Regions from separate parts of the Homo sapiens genome. Here regions 1 and 2 are each linked to region 3. The links are chromatin loops, found by intact Hi-C in ENCODE. Cell type or tissue: heart right ventricle. All regions are shown on one strand. Region 1 overlaps OSBPL1A (oxysterol binding protein like 1A). Region 2 has its middle 13 kb from the start of IMPACT. Region 3 holds the start of LOC124904268 (a long non-coding RNA gene).

Region 1 (8,000 bases), 180 kb after region 3:
GGAAGAATTCAACCTTTCTTCTTTCAGACTTTCTCGGGGTGTTTCCAAGAAGAAGTTAACACATACACACACACACACACACACACAAAATAGAAAAATATGTTTGTGCTTACTTGTGTATATAAATATATATACATTGCTATATGTTAAAAGACGGCAAGGAATTGCACTTTTTAATGTTTTAGATGGAAGATTGTATATGTTGTACATGGATGGACTAGTTAGAGGTAGAGTATAGTGGACACATTGTTCTCCTTCAACAAAGCAATAGCATTCTAAACTGAGTCTTTCTGTCCTTTCATCTATATAAGTCAGCATTTTCCAACCTCAGTGGACTTAACACCAATTAAGTTGTGGAGTTTTATATCTCTTTCCCCAATCCTGGAGTGTCATACTTTTAAAAATTTTTAAATGAATTAAAAGTAACTTTGGACTTGAGGGTTTTTTAAAAGTCCTTGAGAGAATTTGTAGCACTGTTAGAGTGTGATGAAAACCATGGTTGGGAATAACACTGTAGGAAGCAACTGAAAGTAATTTTCATTCTGAATATCCAAGTTTCCATGTCCCACTGCTAGAGCCATATTAAAACTCCAAAGTAATGAAACTCCTCAAAATAATTCTGTAAATTACTGTCTTCAGCAAAATTTCAGTTCCTAAAAGAATGCGGAGCGAGCTCGGCTATTTTTGACTTGTTCTCATGCTCTGTCCCACAGTGTGTAGCTGCGTTTGCTGTATCTGCTGTTGCTTCTCAGTGGGAACGGACTGGAAAACCTTTCAACCCACTGCTGGGAGAGACTTATGAATTAGTGCGGTGAGGCCTTTCACTTGCATGCTTTATACAGCGTTGCAGATGAAGAGGAGAAATACATACATATTGGTCATCACGAATAACAATTATATAGGACTGGAGCAAGTTAACAATTTTGATGTTTGTTTCTAGGATAGCTATTATTTTAGAGACTGTCAAAAATACTGAAACATATATAAAAGGTACCATTATAAGAAATAATTGCAAAGATTTTTGTATTCCTGATCACATGGGATTAATCACCCTCCTTTTTTCCTTATGTAGATCATGAGACATGATCGAGTTTTGTTTTGTTTTTTTTTTTTACTTTAAGTTTTAGGGTACATGTGCACAATGTGCAGGTTAGTTACATATCTATACATGTGCCATGTTGGTGTGCTGCACCCATTAACTCGTCATTTAACCTCAGGTATATCTCCTAAAAATAATCATTTAAAGTTTATTAGCTGGGTTGTGGTGGCACAGGCCTATAGTCCCAGCTACTTGAGAGGCTGAGGCAGCAGGATCTCTTGAGCCCAGGAGCTCTGGGCTGTAGTGCACTATGCTGGCCAGGTGTCTGCACTAAGTTTGGCATGAATATGGTGACCTCCCAGGAGAGGGAGGTCAGAAATGGACGCAGGTCAAAACTCCTGTGCTGGTCAGTGGTGGGCTTGCACCCATCATTAGCCACTGCGCTCCAGCCTGGGCAACAGTGAGGCCCTCTTATAAAAATATCTCTTTATTAAAAAATATAAATAAAATATATTAGCATAAGTATATATTGTTTGCATGAAGCCAATGACTGCATCTGTAAGTGCAGTTCTGTTTGCTTGAGCTAGCCTGTGTCTTGTTTATATATGATTAAGGGACTTTATTTGGCTTTAGTTTTTCTATGCGTTCCTCCTCTTCTCTGCACAAGTTTTGATCTCATTTATTCCCTAGATGTTTGAAAGTGGACACACTAGATTTCTCTAATGTAAAAGGAATGATGTGTTTTAAATTTACATGACTAATATTTTTTCATGCAAATCATTCAAATTCATCTGGGTGTTCTTTGTTTTAATTTGTTCAAGTAGCTAGCATTACAACATTGGATTTGGTGGTTTGGGTTGCATTTGTATAATTTCTCATATATGAAGTTGTTTCATTGCAATGAGAATAAAGAATTGTTGGCCGGGCATGGTGGCTCATGCCTGTAATCCCAGCACTTTGGGAGGCTGAGGTGGGTTGATCACGAGGTCAGGAGTTCGAAACCAACCTGGCCAACATGATGAAACCCCCGTCTCTACTAAAAATACAAAAATTAGCCAGGTGTGGTGGTGCATGCCTGTAATCCCAATTAGTCGAGAGGCTGAGGGAGGAGAAGTGCTTGAACCTGGGAGGCAGGGGTTGCAGTGAGCCAAGATCACGCCACTGCTCCAGCCTGAGCGACAGAGCAAGATTTTGTCTCAACAACAACAACAAAAGAATTGTTTACTTTGAAAGGGCAATTATGTACATGTTTAATGATAGAGTTAATTATAATGTTGCTTTTTTTTTTCTTTTTTTTTTTTTTTAAATCTTAAGAGATGACCTTGGATTTAGACTCATCTCCGAACAGGTCAGCCATCACCCACCAATCAGTGCATTTCATGCTGAAGGATTAAACAATGACTTCATCTTTCATGGCTCTATCTATCCCAAACTGAAATTCTGGGGGAAGAGTGTAGAAGCAGAACCCAAAGGAACCATCACCTTGGAGCTCCTTGAGTGAGTTCTGATCAAGCCATTACACTCTTTTCATGTAGACCTGCCTGTAAGTGTAGACATGCACACTCAGCTGACCTTACTGTTCAAAAGCTGGAGAAAAAGAAACAGCTTTCATACAGTGCAAACTGTCTACGTCTATGTAAAAGAATTTGAGAAACATGGCAGTAGCCATTGCTAATTAATCTGGGTATGTGTAAATAGTTTAACTTGATTTTTGACTCTGGTGTTTGGATCTATTTTAAGATCGATGGAGTTAATTGCTTCATGACAGTTCTTATGAAACATGCTTTTTTATATCCTTGTGCCAATGTTTTGTTTACAGATCTTTCAAAATGAATTCACTCTGAGAAATAATGAAATGACAATTGTGTGGCACATGTTAGGCGTTAGATAAATTGGGAGTTCTCTTCTTTTGTAAGATTAGCTTTAAATCCACAATTAATTCCAGTTAGGAGAGAATAAGCATACGATACCCTATCTCTTTAACACTGATTACAACTAGATACCCCGGACAGAAGACAAAGCAACAACCCAAAGACTCTGAAAAGTAGATAGTAGCAGGCAGACTGGGGAGAGAAATCAAAACCTGAACACCAATATGGCAGTGAGTTTACTGGTTTTATATATTTCTCCCAAATCTGGCTCAGAATCAGAGCAGCAAATTGCAGAACTGGGGATTAGAGGCCGACCGAAAAAGTTCTGAGAGTAATTCTTTCTTTCTAATTAAAGGACCTAGAAAGATACCCTTGCAGGAAGTAGAGAATAGGGGAAATCCTGTTTTAATTTTGTCTCACAGCCTTGCCCCAAAGCAAGCACTAGGGTCTGTAGCTACACTCCTGCTGCGATGGTGGCTGTGGCAATCACACACGTACCTCAGAGTCCTTCTCTTTGGCCAGAGAAACTGAGTAAAGGAACCCCTGGGGTTCAAAGAGTGTGAGAGAATTCCTGTTACTTGTTTTTCTTTCTTTTCTTTTACCCCTTTGCCCCAGAAGAAGACCTAGTTGTGGGAGATACAAGACAGAGCAGAGAGGCTCAAACCCCAGCTTGCCAGCCGGAGGGGAGAGAAAGCGCCCCCTGGTGTCTAAGAGTGTTGGGGAAACCACAAAGAGGAGGGAGCTCAAGAAAGGGGTCCCCTGAAGCTGCATTATGAGTTCCTACGCTCATCCCTACACACATGCATTGAAATGACCCAGAAGGGTACACAAGGGCCTCAGGATCTGAAATGCTGTGTGGCCTGAGAGCCAGGTCCCTGGATGGCTATTGAGGGGTGGATCTGAGCAGCACTACAGAGGCTTTGAAAATTAAACTGACACTGGAATGAAAGCTCACAGGAGGAGAGTCAGGACTTCTGGCCTGAAACTCTGTTAATTGCCTACTAAAAAAAATTTTTATCAGTATTCTCCAGAAGAGGTTAAGAGGACAGAGTCTTACAATATTCAGGTGTGCAGAATACAATCCAAAATCATTCAGCATACCAAGCAACAGGAAAATCTCAACAAACTAAAATAGAAAAAGACATTTTAGCCAAAAAAAAAAAATAGAAGTATTTTTGGAAATTTTAGTACTAAAAATATAGTAATAGAATATAATAACTGGGATAGGCTCAATGGCAGAATGCAAATGTCAAAATATGTAAAGGATGTGTATGTTGAAAACTACAAGATACTGTTGAAAGTAATCAAGAATTACCTCAGTAATGCAGAGACACACTGTCTCGATATATTTGGAAGCCTCAATTATAGTTAAGATGTCAGTTCACCCCTCACTGATCTATAAGCAGTCTGTATGAGCACAGTCCAAATCAAAATCCCAAGATGATTTTTAATAGATACAGAGAAGTTGATTCTAACTTACGAATTCTAAGTTTGTATGGAAAGGCAAATGACAGAACAGCCAAAATAATTTTGAAAAGGAAGAACAGAATTGATGGACTCCCACTACCCAATTTTAAGGCTTAATGCTAAAGCTGTTGTAATCAAGACAGTGTGGTGGTGGCCAAACTATAGACAAAGTATAGATTAATGCGACGGGGAAGGGAATCCAGAAATTGACCCGCAGAAATGTGGTCAGTTGATTTTTGACAAAGCTGCAAAGGCAATACAGCTAAGAAGAATAGTCCTTTCCACAGACAACCATCTGTGCTATGGAGACAGTTGGACATCTATATGTTAAAAAATGAACCTCAAACTAGACCTCACGCCTTTTACAAAAATCAGCTCAAAATAGATCATTTACGTAAAATGTAAAACTAAGGGTTTTGGAAGAAAACATAGGAGAAACTCTTACAACTTTGGATTAGGCAAAGAACTCTTATGGATATGATACCAAAATTATAACCCATAAAAGACAAAAAGTGATAAATTAGATGTTATTAAATTAAAAACCTTATATCGAAAGATACTGTTCAGAGAATGAAAAGATAAACTATAGAATAGTAAAAATTATTTGCAAATCATATAGCCAACAAAGGACTTGTAGCCACAATATATAAAGAATTCTTAAAACTCAACAGTAAGAAATGATAAGGTCAGGCGCAGTGACTCATGCCTGTAATCCCAGCACTTTGGGAGGCTGAAGTGGGAGGATCACTTGAGCCCAGGAGTTAGAGACCAGCCTGGGCAACATAGTGGGATCCTTGTCTCTAGTAAAAGATTTTAAAAATAGCCAGGTTTGGTGACATGCACCTATAGTCCCAGTTGCTTGGGAGGCTCAGGTGGGAGGATCTCTCAAGCCCAGGAGTTCGAGGCTGCAGTGAGCCATGATTGCGCCATTGTATTCCAGCCTGGGCAACAGAGTGAAACCCTGTCTCTGGAACAACAACAACAAAAAAGAACAATAAAAAATGAATAGATACTTCATATATATATATATATGTGTATATATATATATATATATATATATATACATACACATGGCAAATAAGCACATGAAGTCAGCTGATTGCAGTGGCTCACACCTATAATTCCAGTTACTTAGGAGGCTGAGGCAGGAGGATTGCTTGAGGCCAAGAGTTCAAGACCAGCCTAGGCAACATAGTGAAAATCCGTCTCTAAAAAAATAAAGTAAAATAAATTTAGCCAGGCATGGGGACACATGCCTGTAGTCATAGCTACTAGGGAAGCTAAGGCAGGAGGGTCACTTGAGCCGAGGAGTTCGAGGCTGCAGTGAGCTATGATCCACCACTGCACTCCATCCTAGGTAGTAGAATAAGACCTCATCTCTAAAAAAAAATAAATAAAAATTTAAAAAGATGTTCAACAGCATCAGTTATTAGAGAACTGCAGAGTTAAAACCACAATGAGCTATCCTATTTATACCTATTACAATTTATATTTATACCTATTACAATGTCTAAAATCAAAATAATTGTAAACATTGACAATACCAAGTGCTGACAAGGATGTGGAGGAGCTAGAAATCTCATACAGGTTGAGTATCCGTTTTTTAAAATATACCAAAAGTGTTTTGGATTTTGAATATTTTCAGATTTTGTAATATTTGCAATATACCTACTGGTTTAGCATCTCAAATCCAAAATTCCAAAATCTGAAATACTCCAGTGACCATTTCCTTTGAGTGTCATGTCAGTGCTCAAAAAGTTTCAGACTTTGGAGCATTTCAGATGTCCAAGTTTTGAATTTGGAATGCTCAACCTGTGTATTGTTGGTGTTGGAATGTAAAATGGTAGAGCCACCCTGGAGAACAGTTTGGCAGTTTCTCATCCAGTTAACCTTATGTTTACCACATGACTCAGCAATATCACACCTAGGTATTTGCCTTAGAGAAATGGAAACTTACGTTCATCCCAAAACCTGTATACAAATGTTTACAGTAGCATTATTCATCATCACCAAAAACTGAAAACAGCCCACATGCCCTTCAGTGGGTGAATGGTCACACAAACTGTGGCATATCCATACAGCGGAATCCTACTCAGCACAAAGACTGATACGTAGAACAACACAGATGAATTTCAGGTGCATTATACAAATTGAAGATGCTAATCTCAAAAGGTAATCTACATTTATATGACGTCTGGAAAAGGAAAAACTATTGCAATGGAGAACAGATCAGTTGTTGGGGATAAGGAGTGAGTTGGAGATCCAGGGATTAGGAGTGGAGAAAGGTTTGACTACCAGGAGAAGTATGAACAAAGTGTTTGTGGGTGGAGGAGTTGTTTAGGATCCTGATTGTGTTGGTGGTGGTTACACAGATCTGTGCAAGCATAAACCTGAGTACCAACAAAAATGAATTTTACCTTATGTAAATTAAAAGACACATATCTAAGGACAAATATATGAAGGTGCAGCGGTGGCTCACGCCTGTAATCCCAGCACTTTGGGAGGCCAAGGCGGGTGGATCACCTGAGGTCAGGAGTTCGAGACCAGCCTGGCCAATATGGCAAAAACCCATCTCTACTAAAAATACAAAAATTAGCCGGGCATGGTGGCACGTGCCTGTAGTCCCAGCTCCTCGGGAGGCTGAGGCCCGAGAATCACTTGAACCCGGGAGGTGAAGGTTGCAATGAGCCGAGATCACGCCACTGCATTCCAGCCTGGGTGACACAGCGAGACTCTGTCTCAAAAAAAATAAAAAGTAAAATAAAACTTTTTTTTTAACTTTTATTTTAGGTTTGGGGGTACATGTGCAGGTTTGTTCTGTTGGTAAACTGTTGTCATGCGGGTTTGTTTCGTCACCCAGGTACTAAGCGTAGTACCCAATACTTATTTTTTCTGATCCTCTCCCTCCTCCAAACCTCCATCCTGAGGTAGGCCCCAGTGTCTATTCATCCCTTCTTTGTGTTCATGAGTTCACATCATTCAGCTCCCACTTATAAATGAGAACATGTGGTATTTGGTTTTCTGTTCCTGCGTTAGTTTGCTAAGAATAATGGACTCCAGCTCCTCCATATTCCCAGAAAAGACATGATCTTGTTCTTTTTTATGGCTTCATAGTATTCCATGGTGTATGTGTGCCACGTTTGCTTTATCCAATCTATCATTGATGGGCATTTAGGTTGATTCCATGTCTTTGCTGTTGTGAACAGTGCTGCAGTGAACATTCCCGTGCATGTATCTTTATGGTAGAATGATTTCTATTCCTCTGGATATATAGGATTATAAAATCAGAGTTTATTCACATAGATGAGTTTTTTTCCTTTGGTGAGCTGGAGGGTACTTTCTCTAGAAAGTGCTAAATAGACTTTTTATTTTGTGTCTCTACTTTAGCTTTTTTTAATGTTTCATGACACTTTTGAATGCTTAAAATGATTATGTACGTAGTTTATTTGGAGTTTGGTGGAAGTATAGAATTTTTTCTTAAGCTGTTACTCCCTTTTAAGAAACAAGAATGGGCAAATGATCCCAATTTTATGGTGAGTTAACATCAATAGAATTTTTAAAGGCTTAGAACGTAGTTATCTCAAGCAGCCTGGTTTGTTATTCTGAGTAATGGCATTTGGAAC
Region 2 (8,000 bases), 54 kb before region 3:
GAACTGCGCACGCGAGGGACCTAGGTTACACGCTCCTTATGAGATTCTAACACCTGATGATCTGTCACTGTCTCCCATCACTTGCCCCCAACCCTATGGGGCCATCTAGTTGCAGGAAAACAAGCTCAGGGCTCCCACTGATTCTACATTATGGTGAGTCGTAGAATTATTTTATTATCCATTACAATATAATAATAGAAGTGAAGTGCACAATAAATGTAATGTGCTTGAATCATCTCGAAACCATCCCCCCATCCCCCAAGTCTGAGAAAAATTGTCTTCCACAAAACTGGTCCCTGGTGCCAAAAAGGTTGGGAACTGCTGCTCTAAACCATTATCCTGTGGAATTATTTATTTTAAAAAAAAATTTGAAATAAGTTTATTCTTTACAAATGACAGAAATAAAACTTCATGATTCATTTGGATTTTACATTTATTTGAAAACTCTTTTCCTTCTTTAAATTGTTGTACTTGAAATAGGGTTGACAGAATGGGCCCAGGTGAATAGTGAGATACCTGAGGGCCATCTATCTTGTGGAATTTTTTCACAGGGTGAATCAATATTCAATAATTATCCAAGATATGTATCTTTCTTTCTTTAATTTTGTTTTTTTAAACATAAAGACGGGGTCTCTTTATGTTGCCTAGGCTTGTCTCCAACTCCTGGATTCAAGCTCCACTGGCCTCCCAAAGTGCTGGGATTGCAGGTGTGAGCCACCATGCCTGGCCCCAAGTTACGTATCTTTAGTGTGTGTGTAGTTTGTCTTCCTCAACTGCATGTAAGCTCTATGTGGGCATAGGTGTTGTCTGTCTTATTCACGGCTGTGTCCCCGACACCAGAAGCAGCCCCGATGTATGGTAGATACTCAATAAATATTAGTTAAATGGATGCCAAACTTAGATGGTTGGGGAAACAGCTCATCTGGAGGTGGAAGAGAGAGTCTTCACATGCTGAAGGGATGTAAGGAAGTGACAAAGCACACACAAGGTGGTTAGGCCAATTCAGATCATCTCTAGGGTTGCTATGTCACCCTGGGATAGGACAACTGATCTGGGCGGGTAGGAAACTCCAACTCTGGAACAAATGGCTTTTTGAATTCTAATTAAAGAGTCTTTGAGATTGTGAAATGTTAAAATCTAATTTACTCTGTCCAGTTAGGTACAGGAGGTATTCTAGTCCTTGCCAGTTTGGACTATGATTACCTTGAGAAAATAGAACATGAAAAAAATAGCCTTTCAATCACCTTCATACAATGGCCATCATAAAGTGTCTTCTTAGAGCTTTCATTTTTAATTTTCAGACCAAGGTTTTCCTGTACATGAAAAAAGTGAATATGGCGCTTTTCCTTTCTTTAAAATACTGTGGTTTTCCTGAGTCAAGGACTAGAAAAAAAGAAAAAAAAAAAAAGAAAATACTTTGGTTTGTCTGAAGACCAATCTAAGGCTTTCAAGGAAAGAACTCCGGGTAAATGAGCTTTCTACTGCACTCAAAGACTATCAGTGACCATTTTAAACAATATTCTTGAAAATATTATTTGAACCATTATCCCAAAGCTAGCAAAAATTTGTATCCAGGAGGTAATGATGATTTATGTTGATATTTACTATGTCTTTTACTATCACTGTTTGCTTGCTTGTTTTTCATGACTCCTGGTACTTTTTCTTACAAAGCTACTGAAAAGTTACTAGTTTGGTTAAATTCACTGAATACTTATTGAGTGCTTGTTTTGTGCTGTGTACAATGCACTATGTGATTCACTTACAAGAAGGCTAAGCAAGTGTAAAGGAAAATGCATAACTAGGCTTTTTTCAGTAGGACTTATTTTCGACACTGAATGGCACACTGAATTATCCTGACTAATGGTTGCTGAAGAGATTCAAAATCATTGGCCTTAGCCAAACACTGTTGAGCATCCTCTTGCGAGGTTGATGTGGTATACGTTTAAGCTGCTATGGGTATACAGTGTACTTATGTTCTTTGGAAACACTCCAGAGCCAGGATGCTTAGGTATAAATGCTGATTTTGCCAATGACTAGCTGTGTGACTTAACAGCTCCATGCCTCAGTTTCCTTCTCTCCCTGTAAGTATGAAAATAATAATATCTGTTTTATAGGATTAGTGTGAAAATCAAATGATATAACTTATGTAAAGGCTTTAGTATATTGCCTGGCGTATAGTAAGCATTCAGTAAATACTATATTATGTCATTTTATAATATATCGCTATTATATATTATATTTTTATCATAGAATTTACAGAGCTGTACAATTAATAAACATTTTACAGTAAAACATCTCTACAGTATATATTTTTTTGAGATGGAGTTTTGCATTTGTTGCCCAGGCTGGAGTGCAGTTGCATGGTCTCAGCTCACTGCAACCTCCACCTCCTGGGTTCAAGTGATTCTCCTGTCTCAGCCTCCCAAATAGCTGGGATTACAGGTGCCTGCCACCACACCCAGCTAATTTTCATATTTTTAGCAGAGACAGGGTTTCACTATGTTGCCCAGGCTAGTCTCGAACTCCTGACCTCAGGTGATATGCCCCCCTCGGCCCCCCAAAGTGCTGGGATTTCAGGCCTGAGCCACTGAGCCCAGCAACTCTACAATATTTCACACAGAAAACAGTATGAAGTTTCACTATTTAACTTAGTCATTATTTTTTGCTGCTTGATATGTGGAAGTTTCATAATGATGCTGGAGATAAGAACATTAGTAAGACACAGTTCTTATTCAGCAGCTCCCAACTGCAAACTCAGCAACTGCTGTGTGGTGGGAACAAAACTCCAGATTTCTTATCTGCTTTTCTAAATGTATATGGTAAACCAATTTTTCTGTTTTCTCATCTCCTGTGACCTCTCTTGGTTATCTAAAGTTCACCCTTGCCACCGTGGTATAGCTTGATCAGTCATGCCCTTTGTACAGTATCAAGAAATCTCAACCTCTTATTAACATATGCACTATCTTTCCTTCCTACTACCTGTACTGCTGTTTTACAGCTACCTACCATTTATTTCTCTTTTTTTCTTTTTCTTTCTTTCTTCCTTTTTTTTTTTTTTTTTTTTTGAGAGGGAGTCTCAGTCTATCGCCCAGGCTGGAATGCAGTGGCTGGATCTCAGCTCACTGCAACCTCTGCCTCCCAGGTTCAAGCAATTCTCATGCCTCAGCTTCCTCAGTAGCTGGGATTGCAGACATGCACCGTCATGCCTGGCTAATTTTTGTATTTTTAGTAGAGATGGGGTTCCGCCGTGTTGGCCAGGCTGGTCTGCCCAACACGACGAAACCCCATCTCTACTAAAAATACAAAATACACCCACCTTGGCCTCCCAAAGTGTTGGGATTACAGGTGTGAGCCATGGCACCTGGCCTGATGTTGTATCCTTGGATGCATAAGTAGAAATGGTCTCCAACAGGAATAGAAAAAAAATGATAGAATAGGGTGGTTCAAGTCACTTTATGGCGTTACTATAGCTATAGATGAACACTAGAGTTATGAATAACCATTTCTGTAGTCAAGCTAATGAAAAGAAAGGATCTCTCTTGGTACAGAATATGCAATATGGACTTAAAATTTCAGTATGTGGTACTAAAATGTAATTTTGACTACAGTGGTCACTTGTGCCCCTTTTGATGGAACAAATTAAATCACCCACAAAAATAGTGCATTGGTAATTGAAATGGAATTAGTATGAGCTAGTAAATAATGTATCTGTTAGGGTTTCAACAGAAAACAAATGGCATACTCAAAGGATTCAACTGAAGACAGATTAAGGAAGGGATGATTTACAGAAGAATGAGCAATACTAAGGGACCACACAAGAGATTAGAGAAACAGCCAGAGACTCTTAACTGCAGGAAGCCATTAGGACCCCAGGATTGAGAATAGTATTATTGGAGGCCAGCAAGAACTGGAGCCATAGAACAGGAACTGCCCAAGAGAAGCTGTGGCTGCAGGAAAATGCAACTGCGGTGCCGGAATTCTCCACAAAGTGTCAGTGGAGGGTAGGGATGGGCAAGGAAGTGATAGAGACCTTTCCTTTCCTCTTTTCCAGTTTCTACTCTCCTGCTGCTACCTCTCATCCTCTGAACCCAAATTGGAAGCCAGAGAGCAAGGAAGCTCTGATGGTTGATCCCTAGAGACCAGCCTTTCAGGACAGAGAGCAGAATAGAGAAGGGCATGGAATGGATTGGGAGGCAAATGTTTCTCCTTAATTGTTCAGTCAACAGTCAAGCTCGAGTTTGAAGGCATTGAGAGAACACAAACAGATGGTGGATTAGTTCGTTTTCACGCTGCTGATAAAGACATACCCAATACTGGGTAATTTATAAAGAAAAAGAGGTTTAATGGATTCACAGTTCCGTGTGGCTGGGAAGGCCTCACAATTATGGCAGAAGGTGAAAGTTACCTCTTACATGATGGCAGTAAAAAAGAAAGAAGGAGAGCCAAGTGAAAAGGGAAATCCTTCACAAAACCATCAGATCTTGTGAGACTTATTCACTACCACGAGAACAGTATGGGGGAAACCACCCCCATGAGTCAGTTATCTCCCACTTGGTCCCTCCCACAACGTGTGGGAATTATGAGAGCTACAATTCAAGATAAGATTTGGGTGGGGACAAAAAGTGAAACCATATCAGATGAGTAGAAGTGATACAAACCGGCTGGGCGCGTTGGCTCACGCCTGTAATCCCAGCACTTTGGGAGGCTGAGGTGGGCAGATCACTTGAGGTAAGGAGTTCAAGACCAGCCTGGCCAACATGGTGAAACCCTGTCTCTATTGAAAATACAAAAATTAGCTGGGTGTGGTGACACATGCCTGTGATCCCAGCTACTCAGGAGGCCGAGCCAGAAGAATTGCTTCAACCTGGGAGGCGGAGGTTGCAGTGAGCTGAGATAGCACCACTGTACTCCAGCCTAGGTGACAGAGTAAGATTCTGTCTAAAAAAGAAAAAAAAAATTGAAACAAACCACTTCTAGGTCCATCCATAAAACCTCCAGTGCAGACCTGCAGGCTCTCTCTCCCCTTCTGCAGGAATTCTGTGATTCACCTATTGACAGTGGTGGTGCTCACAATGGAAGAAACCTGGAGTGGAACCTCTATCCTTGACTGCATTGCATTATGTTATGAAGCCACCGAGGTTTCAGCTTGTTTGTTTCAAATGTCAGATGGGGGTGCAGTGAGAGACGTGATTAACACTGATGTCTCCCTACTGTGCCTCTCTCCAGATTTCTTCTCTCTTCTGGACTTCTGAGCACTACTCTTTCTGTATCTATAAGACATTTACAAGTGGGTATCTTAGATGTCACATCTTAAACTCAACATTTCACAGCCATTTCATCCTAGTCCAGCGGTGTGAAACAAATTTTTTTTAAAGAAAGAACACTTCAAAGCCAAATTCAAAACATTCTTAGGTGGGGAGTGGTGGCTCATGCATGTAATCCCAGAACTTTGGGAGGCTGAGGTGGGAGGATTGTGTGAGTCCAGGAGTGCGAGACCAGCCTGGGCAATGTAGACTCTACCTCTACAAAAAATAAATAAATAAATAAATATTAGCCAGGGGTAGTGGCAACTGCCTGCAGTCCCAGCTACTTGGGAGGCTGAGGTGGGAGGATTGCTTGAGCCCAGGAGTTTGGGATGCAGTAAGCCATGATCACATCACTGCACTCCAGCCTGGGCAACAGAGACCCAGTCTCTAATTTTTTTTTTTTGAGATGGAGTCTCACTCTGTTGCCCAGGCTGAAGTGCAATGAAGTGATCGCAGCTCACTACAACCTCTGCCTCCTGGGCTCCAGTGATTCTTGTGCCTCAGCCTCCCAAGTAACTGGCTTTACAGGCATGCACCACCACACCCAGCTAATTTTTGTATTTTCAGTAGAGACAGGGTTTTTACCATGTTGGCCAGGCTGGTCTCAAACTGCTGACCTCAAGTGATCTGCTTGCCTCAGCTTCCCAAAGTGCTGGGTTACAAGTGTGAGCCACCACACCCGGCCAAACTCTAAATTAAAAAAAAAAAAAACAAAAACAAAAAAGACCTTCCCCAAACTATCTTGCTTTCATGTATACTCTGCCTATCCAACTTATGTATTCATTAGGTTGGTTATTCAAGAATATTTATCAAGACTTGATCTATGCCATAATTTGGCTATATATTGAAGATATAAAAATAAAGAAGACATAGTTTCTGACTTTAAGAAGCCCATAGCCGGTGGGCACGGTGGCTCACGCCTGTAATCCCAGCACTTTGGGAGGCCGAGGCAGGCAGATCACGAGGTCAGGAGATGGAGACCATCCTGGCTAACACAGTGAAACCCCGTCTCTACTAAAAATACAAAAAATTAGCCAGGCGTGGTGGTGGGCGCCTGTGGTCCCAGCTACTCTGGAGCCTGAGGCAGGAGAATGGCGTGAACCCTGGAGGCAGAGCTTGCAGTGAGCCGAGATCACGCCACTGCATTCCAGCCTGGGCAACACAGCGAGGCTCCATCTCAAAAAAAAAAAAAAAAAAAAAGAAGCCCATAGCCTGTCAGAGTTAAACATATAAACAAATAATTCCTGAGAATGTGTTATGTGCTGTGGTGATACGTCAGTTGCATCCTCTCCTTTATACCCCACATTGACTAAGTCACAAGTACCTTATGTTCTTCATTGGTAGAGTCTGCATTCTCAGGGTGTTCTATTCAAATGATAACCATATTGTCTCTCTGCCTCCATTATCCTTTCTTTTCTCTGGTTGATCCCTTGTACACTGTTGTTAGACTAATGTTCCTTAAACATTCTTTGTCCAGGAATATTATAATATTTCTCCCCCACTGAATCAAGTCTCAGTTCCTCTGCTTGGCTTTCAAAGACTTTTGGATAGCCCCCTAATCTGGCTATTCAATATATTCTTCAGGACTCTCCATTGTAACTGCCAAGCCCTGTCTATTGTTACTTCCCCTCATCAGTCACATTAGCTTACTAATGGAGAAACCAAACTCCATGAAATATTTTAAATAGGTTTGTTCTGAGGCAGTGTAAGTCACCATGACCAGGGAAAATGCAAACCCAAGAAGCCTTGAGTAAGTAGTCTCAAGGCAGTCAGATTACAGCTTGGTTTTATACATTTTAGGGCGGCAGGAGTGATAGGCAAAGACATAAATCAGTAGTACATGGAAGGTATCCATTGGTTCAGCCCAAAAAGGTGGGAGGGATATCTTGAATCGGGAGCTTTCAGGTTACATGTGGATTCAGAGGTTCTTTATTTGCAATTGGTTAAAGGAGTAAGGCTCTGTCTAAAACTTGAAATCAGCAGAAAGGAATGATTGTTTGCAGGTGTGACTTAACCCGCCTTAGGTCTTATTCATAATTTGGTATCTTATTGCCACGAAGAGCCCGTTTTGTTGTGTGTGTGTGTGGTTTTTTTTTTGTTTGTTTTGTTTTTTTTTTTTTGACAGGGTCTCTATCACCCAGGCTGGAGTGTAGTGGCATGATCATGGTTCACTGCAGCCTCGACCTCCTGGGCTCAGGTGTCCCTCCAGCCTCAGCTTCCCATGTAGTTGGGACTATAGGTGTGCACCGCCATGTCCAGCTAATTTTTTTTGTATTTTTTATAGAGACAGGGTTTTGTCATGTTGCCCAGGCTGGTCTCAAACTCCTGAGCTCAAGGGATCCGCCTGCCTCAGCCTCCTAAAGTGCTGGGATTATAGGCGGGAGCCACTGTGCCTGACCTTGTCAGTCTTATTATCTCTATTTTAACATTAATGCTGGTCATTGTGCCTAAACTCCAAAAGGCATGTGGTATAATGAGGCATGTCTCACCTCTCTTCCCATCATGGCCAGGAATTCAGTTTTTTTGGTTTTTTTCTAGAGTCTCCTTGGTCAAGAGGGAGTTCATTCAGTCACTAGGAGGGCTCAGGATTTTATTTTAATTTCTAAGACCCTTCACTTCTTTCTATTCCAGTTGCTCACCTTAGTTCAGGCCATATCACCTCATCCCTATACTACTGCAGGGACATCTTAGCTC
Region 3 (8,000 bases):
ATTCTGGACTTCTCAAATACAGAACTGTGAGGTAACACATTTCTTTCTGTTGTTTTAAGCCACCGAGTTTGTGGTCATTTGTTATAGCAGCGGTAGAAAGCTAGACACTCTAATAGAAAAAGCAGCCTCATGCTAGCAAGCATGTAGGTGTTCTCATTTGTTTTCTGCTGTATTTGCTACTTTTACTGGGTTTTTGCCTTTTGTTTTAAATCAAGTCATTTCCCTCTGGCAGCAAAACTGCTGGGTTTCACTGCCAGGCCTGCCCTGGTCAGACTTGTTTGGGGAGGTGGGGAGGACTAATAGCCTGTGGCTAGAAAGCTAAAGACTCCCAGTGTTCTTCCTCCAAGTTCCTGCCATTCCTCTGGAGTAACTGCCTCTCAGTTTGTTTCTTTAATGGATATCCAGCACCACAAAATGGTTAGTTTTGACAATTTTGTCCAGCTTTATGCTCATTTTTTCAGGATAACAGTTGTCTTATCCTTTCATAGCTAAAAGTTGCTTTACCCCATATTAATGTTTTTTTGATTATTTAAATGATATGCAAAATTAACTATGACATAGAGTGTATTTCTTGTATATTCTAGTTGTTGACCATAGTCCAACATGATACCTAAAGGTTATTTCGTAAGCACGTGATTGGAAGCTTTATGTGAATTTATCATGAGTTAAAGAACAAATTTATTATTATATTGTTTCACACTTTTCATTATTCTAATGACTAGATTTAACTAACTTTTAATACGTTACCATGAGTCAATTCTGTATGTGCTAAGCATGTTTGAATTAGTACATTTTATACCACTCTTGTCTATTTGTTCATAAATTGATACTTGTGAACCAGATATGGAGTCTTAACTCAAGCTGAGAAAAAAGAACCTTTTATAATAAACAATAAAGGTTGTGGTTAATTTCTATGCTTGACTTTGTGGGGTTTCAAATATGAGCTGCAGATGGCTCGATTTGCCTGACTACGTGAACTACTTGCTGTTTTTTTTTATGGTCTTGCTCATTCTTTTCTATATACCTAAGAAAATTCTATTGTCATCTATTTCTACATGGCCCAGATCTACCCATTCAAAGTGCTACTCAAATGTAATATCCATAAATTCTTTCCTAACATCTTGCAGCTGGAAGGAAACTATACTCTTCCAGGATTCCTGGGCACAGTACAGCACTTTCATTCGTCTTCTACCTTGTATTAGTGTTATTTTTGTCTATGTCTTTTTTTTTTTTTTTTTTTTTTTGAGATGGAGTCTCCCATTGTCACCCAGGCTGGAGTGCAGTGGCACGATCTCACTTCACTGCAATCTCCGCCTCTCGGGTTCAAGTGATTCTCCTGCCTCAGCCTCCTGAGTAGCTGGAATTACAGGCATGTGCCACCATAGTGTGTATTTTTAGTAGAGACAGGGTTTCACCATGTTGGTTGGCCAGGCTGGTCTCAAACTCCTGACCTCAAGTGCTCTCAATCCCAAAGTGCTGGGGTTATAGGAGGGAGCCACTGCACCCAGTCTGTAGTCTGTGTCTTAACTCTGCTACTAAGTTGCATTAATCTTGCTAGCAAGGAATTATCATGTCTTGTTTTTTGTGTCCCCATGAGCACAAGGTAAGTTTTACCTCCCATCTCTGTAATCACCTAGATCAAATAAGTTCATTTATCTATGTTCAGCTCTTTACATATTTGGCCATTTCTGCTATTTTCTTGAACTTTGAACGTGAGACCATGCTAAATTGAGCCTTAGTTTGACATGAGCATCAGCATATATACAGTAAGTCCTCACTTAATGTCAATGATAGATTTTTGGAAACTAACTTTTGGATAAACGATGTATAAGGAAACCAACTTCACCATAGGCCAATGCATATAAACAAGAGTTAAGTTCCTACAGAATAATTATAGTCACAAAAAAACATCACTGCCAGGCATAGTGGCACATGTCTGTAATGCCAGCACTTTGGGGCGCTGAGGCAGGTGGACTGCTTGAGCCCAGGAGTTCAAGACCAGCTTGGGCAACATAGGGAGACCTCACTTCTACAAAATCAAAAATTAGCCAGATGTGGTAGCATGCATCTGTAGTCCCAGCTACTCGGGAGGCTGAAATGGGAGGATCACTTGAGCCCAGGAAGTTGAGGCTGCAGTGAGCCGCAGTTGTGCCACCACACTCCAGCCTGGGCAGCTGAGTGAGACTCTGTGCCAAAAAAGAAAAGAAAATTACCACACTTCTAAATGAAGAGCAAACACTTCTGATATTAAACATTGAAATAAATGTGAGCTATTCATACATTTAGAAACATTAGTAAAAACAAGATAATTATTTACCCATTTATTCCAGTTCAGGTGTGAGGGTGGCTGGAACCTATCCCGGCAGCTCAGGGAGCACAGGGGGATCCAGGCCTGGAGAGGATGCATCTTGTCACAGGGCCACTCACATACACACCCACACTCACACTGGGACAGTTCAGACATGCCTGTTCACTTGCTATGCACATCTTTAGGAGGTGAGAAGAAAACAGAGTACCTGAGATACCCACGCAGACACAAGGACATGTGAACTCCAACAGACATTGGCCCCCTCCAAGAATCGATTTTTTTTTCTTGTGAACATTGCAATGAAATGATGTTGAATGAAATGGTGTTGTTTGAAGATCTGCTGTATTTTGTTATCTGTTGTCTTAGAAAATAACATTTAGCTGAAGTTACATGATTGTGTTATGTAGGAAACATTAAAATTAAAAAATGTATGTGCTCAATATCTAAGCATGACTGAATTGTGCAAAGAGTTTGGTTTCTAATTCTCATGAAAAGAATCAAGTTATCTCATTCCTATGTGATCATTTACCATGAAGATAATTTTAAAATATCTTATGATCCTGTGATTCAGTAAGTAGAATGTTGAGTTGAAAAGGGATTTGGCTTATTATAAAGCACTTTAAACTCTTATCCTCTGGAATATTTAAAAAATGCAGCTCCCCAGCTTGGCACGGTGGCTCATGCCTGTAATCCCAGCACTATGGGAGGCCAAGGCGGGTGGATCACCTGAGGTCAGGACTTCAAGACCAGCCTGGCCAACATGGTGAAACCCTGTCTCTACTAAAAATACAAAAAAATTAGCTGGGCCTGGTGTCGGGTACCTGTAATCCCAGCTACTTCAGGAGGCTGAGGCAGGAGAATCACTTGAACCTGGGAGGCGGAGGTTGCAGTGAGCCGAGATCGCGCCATCGCACTCCAGCCTGGGTGACCACAGCGAAACTCTGTCTCAAACAAAAACAGAACAAACAAAAAAATCATGCAGTTCCCCAGCTCTTGAGGCACCTTTGGGCTTTTCTTGGTACATTAGTGCCCCCTAGTGTTCTTTGGTAAAAATCAGAATACCAGAATTTTAAAATACTGTGTTTAGTATTTGTTCCTTACTTTACTTTCAGATGCAGTTATAAAGTTTTTATGCCTTTTATAATCAATTTAAAATAGGAATATGGTATGTATAATGAATATTTGGATTGTTGCACTGACCTTTTAGCAGAATTGAGAATACTTTTATTTTTTTTTAATTTTTATTTATTTATTTAGATACAGGATCTCACTCTTTCACCCATGCTGGAGTGCAGTGGGGCCCTCATAGCTCACTGCAGCCTTGAACGTCTGGGCACAACAGATCCTTCCACCTAGAACTATACGCGTGCGCCACTGTACCTGGCTAATTTTTAAAAATCTTTTGTAGAGACAGGGTTTCACCGTGTTGCCCAGGCTGGTCTTGAACCTTAAGCGGTCTTCCTACCCCAGCCTCCCAAAGTTCTCGGATCACAGGCATGAGCCACCACGCCCAGCTGAGAATGCTTGTAAAACACATGCTTCCAGAGCCGGGTGTAGTGGCTCACACCTATAATCCCAGCTACACAGGAGGCGAAGGCAGGAGGATCGCTTGAAGTCAGGAGTTAGAGGCCAACCTGGGCAACATAACAAGACCCCCTCTTCCCGCCCCCCACCATATCTCTCTCTTTCTCTCTCTGTCTCTGTCTCTTTCTCTATAGACAGGGTCTCGCTCTGTCGCCAAGGCTGGAGTACAGTGGTGCAATCTCAGCTCACTGCAACCTCCACATCCAGAGCTCAAGTGATCCTCCCACCCTAGCCTCCCCAGGAATTAGGACCACAGGCATGTGCCACTGTACCTGGCTAATTTTCTGTATTTTTTGTAGGGACAGGGTTTTGCCATGTTGCCCAGGCTGGTCTGAAACTCCTGGGCTCAAGTGATCTGCCTGCCTTAGCCTCCCAAAGTGCTGGGGTTATAGGCATGAGCCACCGTGCCCAGCCAAGACCCCATCTCTAAAAAACTCAAAGCTGGATGTATGGCATGTGCTTGTAGTCCCAGCTACTCTGGTGGCTGAGGCAGGAGGATCGCTTGAGCCCCAGGAGTTTGAGGCTACAGTGAGTGAGCTATGATGGCACCACCGCACTCCAGCTTGGATGACAGAGCAAGACCCTGTCTCTAAAATAGTAAATAAACAAATACAATAAATGCTTCCTATGTTCTGTGTCTCAGAAATTCTCTCTATCTCACCTAACATACAGAATATATGTATAATCCTGGGCTTTAGGATTTCCTAGGAGACCATTTCTCATGTTTATGTATTGAAGGCCTACTGTGTTTCAGGCGATGCCCAGACAACTTGACACGTATCGTTTCATTTGATGGAGAATGACTGCCTTGAAATATATACATATAATTTGTTCTAGATCTGTTCTCAGGGAAGCTGAGATGGAGATGAGTGGGCAGCAGGTTTATGGAGTGCTCGTGGCATCACACCTGTGCACGAGGGTGGGGAAGAAGTGGACAGGAGTGGACAAGTCAAGTAGTGCTGCCGGCTCAAGCGATGCCTCAGCCTTTCTGCTGTGTGCGAAGCTTTGCAGAGGAGATGATGCTTCAAAGTTGTCCCTGTTGGGGATGAGCAGCCAGGCCTTTATACACTGGGACAGTCAGTCATGGATACGTGGATACTCTGGAAACCCTCATCCCTGGAGGTCTGAGCCCCTGGATACCATGCCCTTCTTAGGCTGGAGTTGCTGCCCTTGTCCATTTACCATAAAAATTGGACAAGAGAATACCAGGACACACCTGAGTTTCTCATCGTATGCTAAACCTGTTCTTCCACGTACATCCCCAATGTGTACAGCCCTACTTTTTTCTGCTGATCAAGTTCAATTACTTCTGCTAAGATGGTGACTATTCTTGCCTGCTGGTCCTTGGATGCAAGGACCCCAATGTTCAGGCAGCCTTTGGTGCCTTCTAGCATACGAATCAGAGCATTATCTTTAGGTGTGGAATAAGCTGCCCCAAAACCTGTTGAAGCCAACCAGGCACTGTGCTCCCTTCTGTTATGGGAAGTGCAAGATGCAGTAATTTATTCTTCTGAGGAAGTGTCTTGTCATTGCCCAGACCAGTGAACTTCTAAAAATTTACTGACATGGAAAAGCTCCTGAATTCTTCCTAAGTTTTACCTCCCACCCACTGGATCAGATATGTCTTACCAAGGCTTTGAACATCCTAGCCTCGTGGAGAAGAAGCCTCTTCTCCTGGTTCTGTTAGCATGATGTTATGAAAGGAAATTAAATTTTGGGACCCCAAACTCATTTTGCCAAAGGGAAAAATCAAGCTGAGAACTGGGTCATGCAAACCTGCCTCCCCCTTTTGGTTCCTAAATAAGGTGGCTACAAGAGGAAAAGCTACATGCCTCCCCCATATTTTGCTCACAAGGAAATTCCTAGTGAGCAATGCAAAGTGATAGCTTATCTTTACAGGTGCAGTCACCCAGGCCCACCACACGCAAATGCATATCTAATTGTTCCCCTGCCCCATTTTGTCTGTGTTATGTAGAATGCAGATTCCCTACGTTTTTCTTCTGCCCCGTTTATGTCATCTTATGTAAAAACATGCAGATTCATGGAGCCAGACAAAGGCATGACTATCTTTTCCCACCCACCCCCTTACCTGAAAATTGTGTACTTCTCAATATCCTGCCCTTTCCCCTTTAAATTTGAAGCCCTCAAAAATCATCTTCAGAGAAAGATGTCTGTCTCCTGGGTGCGTGTCCTTAACTTTGGCAAATAAATCTAAAATGATTGAGACTTGTCTCATCATTTTTCTTGATTGACAATGTTATTGATAAAGTGGACCAGTGTGATTTGCTGCCAGATTCCCAGATGGCATGAGGCGGAAGCTGTACATGTATACTCTTGTCCATGTGAATCCAAACTGTCTTTGATTTTTTTTCCTAATAGGGATAGAAAAGGTACATTTGCCCTATCGGTTGCTGCTTACCATGTACCTGAGGTGGCAGAGTGGCTATAATTGGGGTCACTATTTGGTTGAGTTTCTGGAAGTTCAGTGTCATCCTCCACATTCCATCTGGGTTTTATAGTGGCAGATGAGTGAATTCAATGGAAATATGATAGGGACCATGGCCCCTGCATTCTCTTAGGTTTTTAAGGGTGGCACTGATTTCTGCCATCCCTTCCCATATGGGATATTGGTTTTGATATGTCTTGGCCATGGCTGGGGGTGAGTAGCCACTTCCATTTGGCTCCTATACAATAGACCAAGATGGCAATGTGAGGGTTGTACCAACAACTAAGTGTGTCTATTCCAATTTCATATTCAGGGACTAGGAGAATGACCACTAGGTGTATTTCTGGACCCAACCAGCACCCGCACCGTGAGCCAGACCTCAGCCAGGGCGCCATTTATCATCTCACTCCCATGCATGCCCCCTTTCTAACACAGGGGCCTCATGACATTTTGGATCTCTTGGTGTCAGTGCCAGTTTGGACCTTAGATCTAACAGCTTGTGAGATGTCTTGGTGATCCGCTTTCTCCACTGTATAGTTTCTTGAGTAAATGATCATTGGTCCCTTTGGGAATGGTCGGGGGAATTCACGACAGTTCATGTTTGCTTTGGTGTTGCAGAATCTTTCCCTGGAGGATCTGGCCTCTCCTTCAGTAAATAGTTCTATGTCCAAAGTTGACTCAGGTCCAGAAACTGGACAAGGTATCATAACTTTTTTTTTTTTCTTTTGAGATGGAGTCTTGCCCTGTTGCCTAGGCTGGAATGCAGTGGCGCGATCTCAGCTCACTGCAACCTCTGCCTCCCAGGTTCAAGGAATTCTCCTGGCTCAGCCTCCCAAGTAGCTGGGATTACAGGTGTGTGCCACCATGCCTGGCTAATTTTTCTTTTCTTTTTTTTTCTTTTCTTTTTTTTTTTTTTTGAGACAAGAGTCTAGCTCTGTTGCCCTAACTGGAGTGCAGTGGCATGATCTCAGCTCACTGCAACCTCTGTGTCCCGCGTTCAAGCAATTCTCCTGCCTCAGTCTCTTGAGTAGCTGGGATTACAGGCGCATGCCACCATGCCTGGCTAAGATTTGTATTTTTAGTAGAGTCAGGGTTTCACCATGTTGGCCAGGCTGGTCTTGAACTCCTGACCTCAGGTGATCTGCCTGCCTTGGCCTTCCAAAGTGCTGGGTTTACAAGCGTGAGCCACTGCGCTCAGCCGGTATCATGACTTTTAATGGGGTGACTCTCTTCTGCCTCTTACCTTTCACTGTTGATATCTTTTGATGGTGCAGATTGAGTTGTACTTGGATGGGTCCTAGGATCAGGGAAAAAGAAATGGTCCCCATTAAGAGATGTCAAGAGGCCAGAAGTGCCATGAAAGACAGGTTTTTTGTTGTTGCTGTTTTTTGTTTTTTGTTTTGAGATGGAGTCTCGACCTGTTGCCCGCGCTGGAGTGCAATGGTGCAATCTCAGCTCACTGCAACCTCCGCCTCCCGGGTTCAAATGATCTCCTGCCTCACCCTCCCAAGTAGCTGGGATTACAGGTGCCTGCCACCATGCCCAGCTATTTTTTGTATTTTTAGTAGAGACGGGGTTTCACCATGTTGGTCACGGTGGTCTAGAACTCCTGACCTCATGATCCTCCTGCCTCGGCCTCCCAAAGTGCTGGGGTTACAGGCG

Evidence for each region. Hi-C counts contacts between places; a loop is a spot of excess contacts. Peaks named below come from ENCODE experiments on the same cell type or tissue, not always from the same donor. Only the 100,000 strongest peaks of a DNase experiment are listed, where the experiment ranks them.
Region 1: it touches region 3 in a loop (3-fold over the local background); 10 of 110 quality-filtered maps call a loop at or near these places.
Region 2: a loop joins it to region 3, with 7 times the contacts of the local background. A loop is called at or near these places in 28 of 110 quality-filtered maps.

The regions. Positions count from the first base shown.
Region 1 is chr18:24,172,549-24,180,548 of GRCh38, reverse strand. OSBPL1A (oxysterol binding protein like 1A) reads left to right here. Exons shown (of 28, transcript NM_080597.4): 20 at 714-811; 21 at 2,354-2,536. Among named protein-coding and RNA genes, the nearest start is that of CABYR, 37 kb to the right of the region's middle. In heart right ventricle, CTCF peaks have their summits at 3,417 and 3,619 (motif pointing left); a DNase peak (open chromatin) is centred at 3,608.
Region 2 is chr18:24,409,337-24,417,336 of GRCh38, reverse strand. No RefSeq gene overlaps it. Among named protein-coding and RNA genes, the nearest start is that of IMPACT, 13 kb to the left of the region's middle. In heart right ventricle, a CTCF peak has its summit at 3,988; no DNase peak of the experiment used is centred here; H3K27me3 peaks cover 1,100 bases.
Region 3 is chr18:24,355,241-24,363,240 of GRCh38, reverse strand. All of the region lies in intron 4 of OSBPL1A (oxysterol binding protein like 1A), which reads left to right. LOC124904267 (a long non-coding RNA gene) reads right to left here. Exons shown (of 3, transcript XR_007066312.1): 3 at 3,211-3,249. It overlaps LOC124904268 (a long non-coding RNA gene), which reads right to left and starts at 3,165. Exons shown (of 3, transcript XR_007066314.1): 1 at 3,130-3,165; 2 at 2,318-2,392. In heart right ventricle, CTCF peaks have their summits at 3,143 and 3,347 (motif pointing left); a DNase peak (open chromatin) is centred at 3,193.